Linked DNA regions of Mus musculus: region 1 is linked to region 2. The links are chromatin contacts, found by Hi-C in ENCODE. All regions are on one chromosome and are shown on one strand. The core of a region is the stretch at or near the end of the contact, and the rest is flanking DNA. Distances in the headings are between cores, read along the strand shown.

The links. A loop is a pair of places that touch in the nucleus more often than their neighbours do.
Region 1: a loop to region 2 is called in a map of left cerebral cortex, with 2.8 times the contacts of the local background. The contact joins the enhancer-like site here to the promoter of Kcnq3 in region 2. A Hi-C loop is called at or near these places in 2 of 37 maps with a recorded cell type or tissue (gastrocnemius and left cerebral cortex).

The regions. Positions count from the first base shown.
Region 1 is chr15:66,321,941-66,327,986 of GRCm38, forward strand. No RefSeq gene overlaps it. Among named protein-coding and RNA genes, the nearest start is that of Gm30929, 15 kb to the right of the region's middle. Within about 2 kb of position 2,651, at least 3 of the 3 ENCODE cell types and tissues checked have a DNase peak (open chromatin) inside an H3K27ac peak, as active enhancers do; they include gastrocnemius and left cerebral cortex, where a contact is called at or near this core.
Region 2 is chr15:66,282,570-66,288,929 of GRCm38, forward strand. It overlaps Kcnq3 (potassium voltage-gated channel, subfamily Q, member 3), which reads right to left and starts at 4,060. Exons shown (of 15, transcript NM_152923.3): 1 at 3,267-4,060. The coding sequence starts at 3,655. All of the region lies in intron 1 of Gm27242 (a long non-coding RNA gene), which reads left to right.

The sequences.
Region 1 (6,046 bases), core at 1,401-3,900, 38 kb after region 2:
ACATTATGCTTCATATATATAATAATGTCCCAACATAAGCTACACTGGCTTGCCAGCAACCTGCAGGGATCTGCCTGTCTCTGCCTCCCCACTGTGGGAATTACATGCCTGGACCACCATGCATGTTCTTTTCTTCTCTACTTTTGCATATCAATTATCAGGGGTGGAGACTGAGTGCTCATATATTTGAGAAAGGAAGAACAGAATAAAGCAATTGTGTTTCCTGCAAATAACCTGTCTACCTCATCGGTAGGATATAAGTTGATGGGAAACATTGATGTACTAGAAGCTTAATATGACTGTGAGCCTCAGTTTCCTCCCATGTGTGAAATGGGGAGAAGACATTGAGGTTCAATTTGCCAGGCCACTAAGAGGACTGAACAGAAGCTGGCAAGGGATGGCTGAGAGAAAGGGCATCTGTAAGATGAGTGGCTTTTCCTAGCATCTCCTCCCCTCCAGGCTAAGAAAGCATCTCAAACTCTACCATCATACTGACTAGTACAGGATCCAGACTGCAGAAGTTTGAGGAGTTTGATGAATATATGCATTAAAGGCTCACTGGATAAATGATTAGTGTGTGTCTGTGTACATGTATGCACATGTATGAGGGTACTTGTGGAGGTCAGAAGTGGGACTAAGTTCCCCCAGACCTGGAGTTATAGTTGTGAGCTGCCTAATGTAGGTTCTGAGAACCGAATTCCCGTGCCTCAGAAAAGTTCTCTCAACTGAAGAGCCATCTCTACAGGTCTTCATTTTTCTCTTAAAAAAAAAAGCCTCCCAAGGCAATACATAAAATACCAGGAGCTTAATATTTATAAAGGACATTCATGAAGTGTGGCCCTACTGTGTCTTTTTCAAGACCTACCAAAAAAAAAGTTTTTTGTTTTGTTTTGTTTTTGTTTTGTTTTGTTTTAAAAGAGTGTGTAATGAGGGACTTTCAGGAGATCACAGATCCAGTTATGCTACAAGGGAGTTGGGTTCATTCACTCCTTATTTGGGACTTCAGACCTTTATAGATAGGCACGAGAATAACTAGAATTCACAGCTTAGTCTCAGACAGAAGCCTCAGAAAGCCTCCATCACAGCGTGAGCTTGGCCTCTATGAGCACATGTGATCTGCTTATCTGAACAAGGACCAGAGGTATAGGCCATGGTCACCCTTACCTAGGGAATGGGGTTAAGCCCTGACCTCCTTTCTAAAGTACCTTCTCTGTGCGAAGCTTCATGTACACTTTATAACATGTGCAGCTAGAAGAGAGGTTCCATTCCTTCCTTCCTAACAGGTAAGAAGGTAGACATGCCACCTCAAGCTCTCTGGATACAAGAGGCCACTGAGGGGCCATGCCATATACCAGAGACTCAAACTGAGTTGGGAAATCAAGGTGCAAGCATAATGACATGGTGCTCTGGGAAAGAAGCATGACATCTGGTTGTTGACAACCACTGTTCCTAGAGGGTCACTGCAGCCATTGTTTCTCCCTCATTTGTCCCTTTATAGCAGTGCTGGTGTAGCAGGAGCAGGAAACAAGAGCCAGGAGATATCAAGTGTCCTATCCAAAGGACAAGAAAGGGCAGAAAACTGGATCTGAACTCTGGGATATTTCAAAGCTGGATTCTCACTGGTGACCAGAGGATGCTGAACAAAGATGCAGGATGTAAGCTCATCTCTGAGGAATTGCAGACAATCTCTTCAGCACCAGAGTTAGCTTTTCTTTGTGGGAGGGCTAGAAGAACTCATAGGACACCAGGAGTAAATTTGTGATAAATCAAATCAATGATGCCCACATAGACAGAACTGAGAGCACACAGCTCAGGGTCAATGCTGTCACCCCAGACATGTTTTGGCATTAAACTTCAAGGCCAACAACCCTGTAAGAGTGGGTTCAGAAAGACTAGAGGCTGTGCGCCTGGTCACACAAATGAGCAGATATAAAGCCTGTATTTACTGGCAATGTTCCTCTTCCAGCAGGGACTTGAAGAGATGACTCCACTCAGGGCAGATGAAGAGGCTGGTGAGCCCTGTCTCAGCCTGGGGTGCTGTGTGACCTTAGTCAGTTTTCTTTCCATCTCTGGATATTGCCACCTCCTAATTTATCTTGCTGTTTCTGAGCTGGAACGCCAGGATTAAAACTGGCATCAGGTCACAAGGCACAAGCTATTAATGTAGAGAGTTCAGTCCTGCAGGATAGTAACTGAGAGCTGAGTGTTCTCAGACGTGGACTAAGAGACCCTGCAGCTGGTCTAACATGGGTCTGACTTTTCAGTGGCAATTGGATTTTGTGTGGAGCATGGTCTGGTTGTTCCCGAGGTCCCAGTTGCAGACTGGTTCTGACCAGCTGGCATTGTGTGTTACTGGGGGCAAAATTAGAGTGACTTGCACGGGATGTGCCTTGCTGGCATGTCGCAGGTCTGCTCCCCCACTTTGCCTTGGCTCCCAGTCATAATGGCATGGAGACATTCTAGTTTGTGTCCCTAAACAGGACTCTTGGCTTGTCTTGCTAGCCTAAGTCTGCATTTCCTCCTAGCTCTCCCTAACCATGGAGTGGGAGGGAAGCTGTAATGTGCGGGCTGCCCTTTCATCATAGCGTGAGCCATACAAATGCTTTAATCCTCGCTCGCTCGCCCTGCAGTCTGTGCCCAGCTGCCAGGCTGCTGGAGGGGCTGGAGGCCAACGTGAAGGGGATTCTCTCCCATGCATTATTCACGCCAGTGCTTCCCTTTCTATTTTTAATGTTCAGCGTGGAGCAGTTCCCTCCGCCAGCTATTTTTAGCATCATTGCCGCCAGCTGACAGCAGAGACAAAGGCACCGAGGCACCTTGAGAATGACAAATGGCGATTTCAGGGATGAAAATAGAAAGGCTATTTTTCTTCCTGGAAAGAATGGAGAGAGAATGTCTGTAGTTGCAAAGTTGCTGGGGCTTGAACTGAATATAAGATTTGGAACATATGGACCACATGCACATAAAGGAGACACACACATACAAACACACACACACACACACACACACACACACACACACACACACATACACACACACACACTCACATTCGAACACACTCTTGCTTACTCTTTGTCTAGATCTCCTTCTTGATGTTTCTCTGATGTTATCCTCTGTCCCCTCTGCCCCGGAGGCCTTCCCGTCTCTAGATTCAGTAACTCTCTTATTGTGATTCCCACATGGCGCTGACAATATTGCCCTCCAGACTCCTATTTCCCTTACAGTAAATACTTATTTAGATTGCCATGTCCAGTGCTAACCCAGAAGCTGGCTGGGCCATTACAACAGAACCACCCCTTTCTCCTGTCCGACACAAACACGCTCATAGCATAGTGACAGAGTATAGCAAGTCAGCCCATAGGAAGTGAAACCAAATAAATCTGTTTCATGAGTTTATCTGAGCATAGATGAAACAAGGCTCCTCTAAATCCTAAATACATAGTAAATACCACCTTTTCATAATTACAATGATCGATGGCTACTCCTTTTCCTGTCACTGTGTTCTCTCGTCTCTAGTCTGCCTTCTGTATAGATGAACTTACAGAGCCACCAAGTAATACAAGCACCCCATTCATTCTAAGTCTGGGATAAATCTTTGCTTCTTTAGAAATGTTCATAACCCCCAAGCAAAACCCGAATCCCTTAAAGAGTACTTTCCAGACCCTTCCTACAGAGGCTTCCCAGGGCACTCATTCTCCATTGATGCAATGAGTGATGAGCTTAATGTGTCCAGCCACGTGCATATCTCAGAGGCTTTGTGCTACAAGGAATTGGCAGCACAAGCAGACACATCCAGGCGTGGGTCTGCCCTGGGCACGTTACTCCAGGTGCTCTGGACCCAGAATTGGAGGAGCCAAGCAGTGTATAATGCAATTCTTTGTTCTGTACATGTATTATGTGTTTAGTTCCATCTCACAAGGGTCCTTGAGGCAGGAATTAGCATCTCAATCAATTTAGGCATTGAAACGCTTGTTAACCCTTTATCACTTAGTCTTTAGGGATTCTGAAGGGACAGCTCTAAGGTTGCATTTCTTCTGCTAGTTAAAAATACTGCCTTATATAAAACATACATGGGTGGAGAGATGGAGAGATGGAGGTGAACCCATAGACTTAAATCATCTCATAGAGATTGTAATTTGAGAACTCAACCTGCATATAAGATGATGAGCAGGATGTAAGATATGACATGGAAAGTTATAGAATGAAGTCAGTGTTGGGTGGTGCTGCCTTTAGCAACTCAGGTTCAAGCCCTGTGTAATTAAATGCTTATTGCCAGGGACTCATTCAAGAATGGAGGTTTTCTACAACCCAAGGGACTGAGACAGGGAAGGGAAACCTTCTGTATGGCTTTTGAGAATGGTTTGCTCCCCCTTCATAATGAATCCTGGATGATCTGGCTTTCATCCTTTCCATGTTAGCTTGCTGAGATGTTACCAGGAAGGACATAGTTCCATGCGCAAGATCAGGGTAACCCTGAGCATGGCTGAACCATTAGCCCAACTACGCTCGCCATTTCTATTACTTGTAACAGATTCATATCCTCAGACCTTTGCTCAAGTATTTGTCCATCTTTTCTCTTTTCCTTTGATTTATAATACTTACAAATGGCATCCATCACAACCTGGAACTATATTACTCACTATTCACTATTGACTATTTACAACCCGATTGTCTCCTTCTATCACTATGATGGAAATTGCATTAAACCACACTCAACACTGTATCGTCCCCCCATCTTCAACACAGGTGCAACACAAAGAACCACTTCTTCAGAACTGAGTGGGTGGAAGGGTGTCTGAATATTCACATACATTCAAGTTTAACTATAACCTCTGTTCTTTATGTTCATATAGTGAAGGGGGCAGGGTATGGACAGCCTGAGTGGCTTGTGCTGCTACACAGGAAAAGAGGAGAGGCTGTGAACCAAAGACCAGATATCTCTAAGATCATTGTTCTTAACCAGGATGAAAGTCTTTCTGTTTGTGTACGTGATAATCCTGGACAGTGTTCAGTTTCGGTGCAAGACCTATTGTTTGTGAACAAGACTAGAAATAAAGAAACTAAAGGCTCCATTTATTCGGTTCATCACACATAGAATGAAGTCATCAAGGAACTGGTCAAAGGGCAGTAGAAAGGGAGTGGGAGGAAGGAAAGAGAATTTCCAAGGTAGTATATTCTTGTTAAATTTCCACTCACAGCTAAAAGAATCATGTATCACCCTTATTAGGGGGTGGTGGTGGTGGTGGTAGTGGGGTGTGTGTGTCTGTGTGTCTGAGTGTCTGTGTCTTCGTATAAATGACACGATGAATGGATGAGTAAGAACCTGTTGAGACTGAGTAAGGAAGGCTTTCCTCACAGGGTTGCTATTATCAGGGCTTCTCCCAGTATGTATAAATACTAGTATAAATACATGGTTTATCTACTTTCAGCCATGTTTTGTCTTCAGGTGAGGAAATTCTTCATGATACTCATTTCATACCTTCCTGAGTTCCTGGAGCCCAAGCAGCCTTGGGGCTGCTTCTTAGTAGTTACTTCAGGCTGTGACATGTGGCTATCTGTCTTGCTGACAGCTGTAGTCCAGTTCTTCCAAAGATGGATTCATCACCTACCATGTTGGTCCTCATACAATCCCTTCTATACCCACTTTAACCTGAATGGGTGTAAACTGTCTATCTGAGTGTCGACATTAAGTGGTCTGTCCCATGAAAGACAGCTACGTGTATCTTCAGTGGGCTCCTTGGGAGACTATCCAGAGATTTCAGAGATAGATTGCATCTTAGCACATGAAGAAACATGAGTATTAGTAAAGTGACTTAGAGATATGGCAACTATCTTTACGTATGAAGTATTGAAATCTCCAACATGACTCCCACAAGCAGACAGCAGAGCCACTCCTAAATAATCTAGTGATCTACAGTATCAATAAGGAGTATAGGGGACTCTGAGGACCAGGAGTCAGTTGAAGGAAAGGTCTTTAAACTTATTTAGTCTCAAAATCCATAGATGTCATCCTCTTTTACATATCTTTCATAAATATTTTGTCAAA
Region 2 (6,360 bases), core at 2,810-5,309:
GCCCACCATCCTCAGCTTCCGGGTCGTTCCTACTTAGTGCCTGCAGAACCATATATACAAACTCAGAACCCACCATGTTTCCTGTAATATCAAAGTTTGCCTTAGCCAAAGACAGGGCTGCAGTGATCTTTTCTTGAAGCCAATCAAGAGCTCCACCTCGTCCATCCACCACCCCCCCCCCAAAGCCCAACACTTCCAAGGATGATTCTCCTCTTAAAACCCCGTGGTGCTGACTCCAGCTGCTTACTGCTGTCGCTGTTGTAACAGTAAAGCTGTTATAGCAAAGTCTTGATTAACTAGAATCCTGAGAGAATTCTGCTATGTATCCACACAGCAAATGCTTACTAAGTACCTATCATGGGTTCTATGGTCTCCCAGGGCTTGAGAATAAAAAGAAAACAGAAAAGAGAGAGAGAGAGAGAGAGAGAGAGAGAGAGAGAGAGAGAGAGAGAGAGAGAGAGAGAGAGAGAAATACATCCCACTTTCACTCTCAAGAAGCTTTTGGGTTCATGGGGCAGAGAAGCAAGCTCATCAGCTCAAAGCAGCACACATAATTCTATGCCTGGAGAAGGCATAGGGGGCAACTTGAGCCTAACCAGATTGAAGGCTGAGAAAAGGTACCTAGTGAAGGTGAATAGCTAGGAGCAGGGGATGGGCCTTTGAGGCATAGGAAGCAAGATGGGAGAAATGATTGATTTTCACGTTTATATTTAGGACAGAAAGGGGAGAAAGAAACCTCACTTGACAGGCCTGGTTAATTTACAAAAGAAAGAGAGAGTACTGAACTATGAGCTCATGGTCAACCGAATTTCTTGGTCCCCTCCTGCCATTAGCCACAGCCCAGCACAGGATAATGGGCACTTCACAGTCTGAATTTTAAAAATTCTGCAAAATCCAGAATTGTCAATGAAGCTGTGTTCCCTTGTCTGGGCTCCTCCTGAGCTTGAGGAAGGATGTAAAATGAAGCCACTTGGTAAGCTTATCTGAGTATTAGGAACCCAAACCCAGCCCAAGAAGAGCTTTCCTATAAAGCATATCTTTAATCAGAAGCCACAAAACCTAGCCCCAGCCCACTTCCCATTTTCCTAACAGTGGCTCCTAGGTTCTGATCGGATCCTGGTTTGATTTCCTACTTGAGCTAGAAAAAATGATTATCAAGAGCCTTGCATTATCAATGGGCAATGGGCACCCAGCAATGCTCAGCAAAATGCCCCAAGGATCAGAAATGGAATCTGAGTACAGCCAGAAAGCCAGATATGTTTAAAATCATTATCCCTGCGATGCTGGACAACTGTCTTTATCTCCTGCAGCGGTCAAATTTTCATCCATGAAGCATAAGTTACAGGCATTACCTCATTGTGGTCACGTGAGAAACAAGCACAATGTGTATTTATCTGACAATTCTAATGGTCTTAAGTTTTGAGGTCTTCTCTGGGAAATTCTGGCTATAGGTTTGGCACTTACAAGCTGGTTTCTGAGATATGAACAAGCATACAGTAAAATAACATTGTAGCTGATTCTATAATAGTCTTTATCTATTCTCTCTGCAGACTGGGCAAGGCAAGGCTTCAGATTCCAGCTAGAAAAGGTGGGAGGAGAAGAAAGAGGGAATCTCAAGCTTCAATTAAACACCAGGCTCCAAAGGCATTGAACACACACTGAACACAACTTTATGCAAAGGGACATAGGACCTGCTCTCAGATAATTTGTTCAACCTTTTAAAACTACATATACCCTAGCATTTATTTCATTTCAATTTGAACATGGTTCTAGAGACCAAAGAATGAATGCCAGCTAAACCTCATTTCACTATGAAAGAACAACACATGTTAAGCTTTGGGTCAGATGCTTTCTGAAAATACAGAGGAATCAAAGGCTTGACCAACCAAAATCCAAGTCCCTGGCAAGGTACGTCATCCTTATTCTTGCTGCTTCCTGAGTTTTCAGGGATGCATTCTCGAAAGGCTTTTGTAACCTGGAAGAAACCTGTTGCACAAAACTGCGGTCCTGTGTGGACGCCCCACCTGGTGGCCAAACCAGGAAAAGCTCTTCCAACCTCAAAAGGCAGGCAAGTACTTAAAAAACAGAAGACATTCCCTGACTTCTTCCCTCTTTGTCAGTTAAGGGTCAACCGGAGGGAAACCAATTGCCTTAAATTGGAAGGGTCAAGGTAATAGTCTACTTCCTACCCAAACCATGACAGCCATACAGCTTCCTAAGCCAAAGCCAGGAAGCAGCTGGTATCAAGAAGTGCCTTGTCACACACATCCAAGGTGTTGTGGCACTCAGGATTCCAGTCCTGGGTGAGGAATCCCTCTGATAGTAAGTACCCTCTCTTCCTTCTTAAATACGGGTGTGTATTTTGCATCCCAGGAGTCGGTACATCTGAGTTCCATTTTTCTTCCGCCCTAGCATTTACTTTCTGGGCTAGCATGGAGATTATTTCTAGAGGAGTCCCAGGGGACAAACTTCCCACCGGACTCTTGGGTGTCCAATGCCCTGGTCAGCCAAACCACAGATGGGCAACAGTTGTACCTACAGAGATGGTAGAACCTAAACTATGGGATGTTGCACATAAATCATACGGATGTTCCAGCATCAAATAGCTTCACCTTACCTATGGCTCAGCTAAACCCTTTGGACTAAGCTTGGAAATCCCGCCCCTTTTCTATTCTCCTATTCATTTTACTAAAAGAACACAAAGACCTGCATTTTGGTCTGTCTAAGCCCCCAATTAAAGCCAAACCCATTATTCTTTTACTTCAGCATCCATTCCAAGGAAGGGAAGCACACACATGGAACACGCACGTACACAGGCACTATGCCTATGGGCAGTGTGCACCGCTACTATCCTCAACTCTGGGATATATCATCTAAATTGAGTGGTGATTGCAAGCTATCCACCCCAAGAAGAACCGGTGCTTCTGAAAGGACCGTTTTTGTCCCACTCAACTGCTTCATTAGAAATATCATCTATTTCTTTTAAGCTTCCATGACAATATCCCAGAACATACAATAAATGCGCACTTTTGCGCACTCGCCAGTTCAAATCTCCAACTCAGCTTGAAAGCCTGCTGTCCCAGGCACCAGAAACACTCCGTCACACCGCAGAGAACCATTGGCTAAGGCCAAACTGGTGTCCCTCCATCCCCAACCCAAGCCAGAGAGCACTTCTGAGTGGCCAAAGACACAACACTATGCCAGCCCTGGCCCGAACCCTAAGGTGCACGGCCGCCAAGGGGCGCCCCGAGTGGCCAGGTACTCACACAAGCGCGTGGTAGAGCAGCGCCCAGCCCCGCGGTCTCTCCAGGGCGTCATAGATCAAAGTTTGGATGCGCCTGTACTTGGCGTTGTTCCTCTTGACTGGGCGGCTCAGGGGGGTCTTTGCCAGGAGCCCGATGCCCTGCGGGGTCCTCCTCTGCCCCTCTTCGCGGCCACCGCCCTCCAGCAGCAGGGTCCCGTCTTTGTCGGCTCCGGCCCCTAGCGCCAAGGTGACTTGCTCCACGTCTCCTGGCGCCAGCCCCACTTTCCGCTCCTCGTCGCCGGCCACCGCCGAGTCCCCTCCAGCAGGGTTAGCGGCCCCGCCGCCGCCGCCGCCCCCTTCGCCGCCGCCCCCGCCAGCCGCCCCCGCCGCCCTGCGAGCCTTGAGACCCATCTGCCTCGCCCCCACCGGGCGCTTCGCCTTCTCCGCTGCTGCTCCGGGAAGTAGGAGCACTTGGGGTACGTGGACGAGGCGGCGGCGGCGGCTGCAAGCCCGGGAACTCCAATGCCATGATCCGCGCGCCCCTCCCCGCCCACCCCCCCAAAAGCAGGCAAAGGCGGGCCTCCCGGGGGCCAGAGGAGGTCGGGTGGGGAGTCAAGGGGTCACATCCCGAGCGGGTCCTCTGTGGGACCCGGAGGGGCGCAGGAAGCCGGGGTCCACGGGGAGCCCGTTGAGGGCGCGCGAGGCTGGCGCGGTGGCGCTAGGGCGCGCGACGGCGGGAGCCTGGCACCGAAGCTCCAGGGAGGCGGCGGCGACGGCGGCACCCGGGCCGGCGAGCCCGAGACAGCATCGCAGTTTATTTACAAGCCCTGTGCCAGCCGTCCTCCCGCCCGCCCGCCTGGCACACGCGCCGCCGCCTCCTCCCTCCTCCCCTCTCCCGCCCGCGCCCAGCCCGCTGCTCTAGCCCTAGCCCCGCTGCAGCGGCAGTAGCAGCAGCAGAAGCAGGCGCGCCCGGGCGGAGCGCTCACCACCCGCAGCGTTCTCTGCTTCCCTCCCTCCTTCGCAGGGGTGGGGCTCCATCGTCCCGCCCCTTGGTTGCGGGAGGCCCAGGCGGGGCCCCGCCTCTCCCCGCCGCCCCCCTACCCAAGACAGCCTTGAGGTCCAGCATCACCAGGGCTGTGAGGCCTCTACTACTGCTTCTGCTGGGTCATGAATCCTGAGGCCGTGAAGCGGGAGCTCCCCAGACCCCGTGGGCGTTGGGGTTTCCCCTGAGCGAGAGGAGAAATTAAAAGGGAGTAGATAGAGGCTGAGGCTGCAGCTTTATGTTCAGTCTCCACCCTCCACCTCCTCTGCTTGCCTTTGCAGGTAAAAATCCAAGTTGCTCGGTTAGACATGCTCACACCTCACCCACTGGCTCGGTGATTGCAATGCTTCTTCTATTCCGGGCTCCTGGGGGCTACTGCTTCTGGTAGTTTTGGGGTAGCCCCTTGTACAAGTAGGTGGGAAGACAGCTGAGAAGCGCATGTGAACATCAGAATCAGTATCCTAATTTCTTCCTGGCTCCTAAATCCTGCTGCAGGCAAGCCAGTCATGCCCTCTGACTCCATTAGCATCCTTCAGGGAAAACACTGAAATCATGGCAGTGAGTTTGTCCTACGTACGACAGAGTACTGCTCTCCACCGAAGGTTTGAAACCCTTGAATTCATAAAACCTGAGTGACAGACAGAAGGCCAGAGCTAAAGCAAGTGTGAGCCAAATTATTCCTAGTGTGGAAACAGAATCACAGGAACCACTGGGCTCTGTCCTAGGAGTCCCCATTGAGGAGGTGACACGCCTTAAGGTGAGATTCAAGTGGCAAGGTGGGAGCAGTTATGACAATTTCAAAAAGAGCCTTCTAGACAGCGGTGTGGAGGAGAAACGTAGTTCAGGTTTGCTGACGGCAGAGGAAGCAGTCTGGTCAGTCACTGGCACCATTGGCAGAGGGCAAGTGCCTCATTACCCAACAGGCAAGTTAGGGAAGCCCTCCTCCTGCCCTGGGGTACCATGACTCCTTACCGCCCAGTCTTCCCTCATGACTGTCAGGTGGAGTAGAGAGGACAAGATAGCTGTGAGTAAAGTTGGGAATCCAGTCTTAGTCTACAGGGAAAAAGCAGGTGTCTGCCTAGGAAAGTTGGATGAGCAGGGCCAAGGAGAAGCTGAAGAGTGGGGGACATCTTAGGGTTTTACTGCTGTGAACAGACACCATTGACCAAGGCAACTCTTCTAAGGATAACATTTAATTGGGGCTGGCTTACAAGTTCAGAGTTTCAGTCCATTACCATCAAGGCGGGAGCATGGCAGCATCCAGGCAGGAGGAGCTGAGAGGTCTATATTCTTAGTAGCTGGGAGGAGGATCTCAAAGCCCACCTCCACCATGACACACCTACTCCAACATGGCCACACCTCCAAATAGTGCCAGTCCTGGGTCAAACATATTCAAGCCATCACAGTGGGCACCTGTAGAATGGAGAAAAAAAAAAAAAAGAAGTCAGAGAAGGGAGGAGCCTCCAGAGATTCTCTAGAAGAGTGAAAGTGTTGACTCTAGGATTGGCATAGCAATAAACTGCTTGTTATGCTAGAATACTTTTCCCAGCAGCGGACTGTAGTATGAGAATGAAACAGAGAATTGGAAGACTTGTGGCCATCCTCAATAGAGAAAGATATTTATTGGTTAGATGGGAGGTATGTGTCTGAAACAGCCTATGGGACCTGACCTTAGTTCAGAGCAGGGTAGCCCTGGTCCCTTTATAAGTAAATCAATGATTCAGGATGAGTTGAAACAGAGAAACAAATCAGAAAAAAAAAATTCTGAAGAGAAAAGGCTAAAGGAAAAGGAATTGTCTGGATTAGAAACACCCTCACACACACCAGACAGCAACATGTCCCAGCTTTCCTATGGTACCTGTCAGCAGACACACATGACTGTGCTGTAGATGGGTTGGGTGTATCTCCCAGGGAGCTCTGCATTGAGATTTGAATTGTGAAATACAGAGTGGAAAATTAAGTTAATCAACTTCTGGTGTTTGGGATTGAATCAGGATTAGAAAATAACAACAGGATGAGGCTGTCATAATGGATGCTTGGTGGCTTTGTAGGAAGAGAGAGAAAAAAAAACATA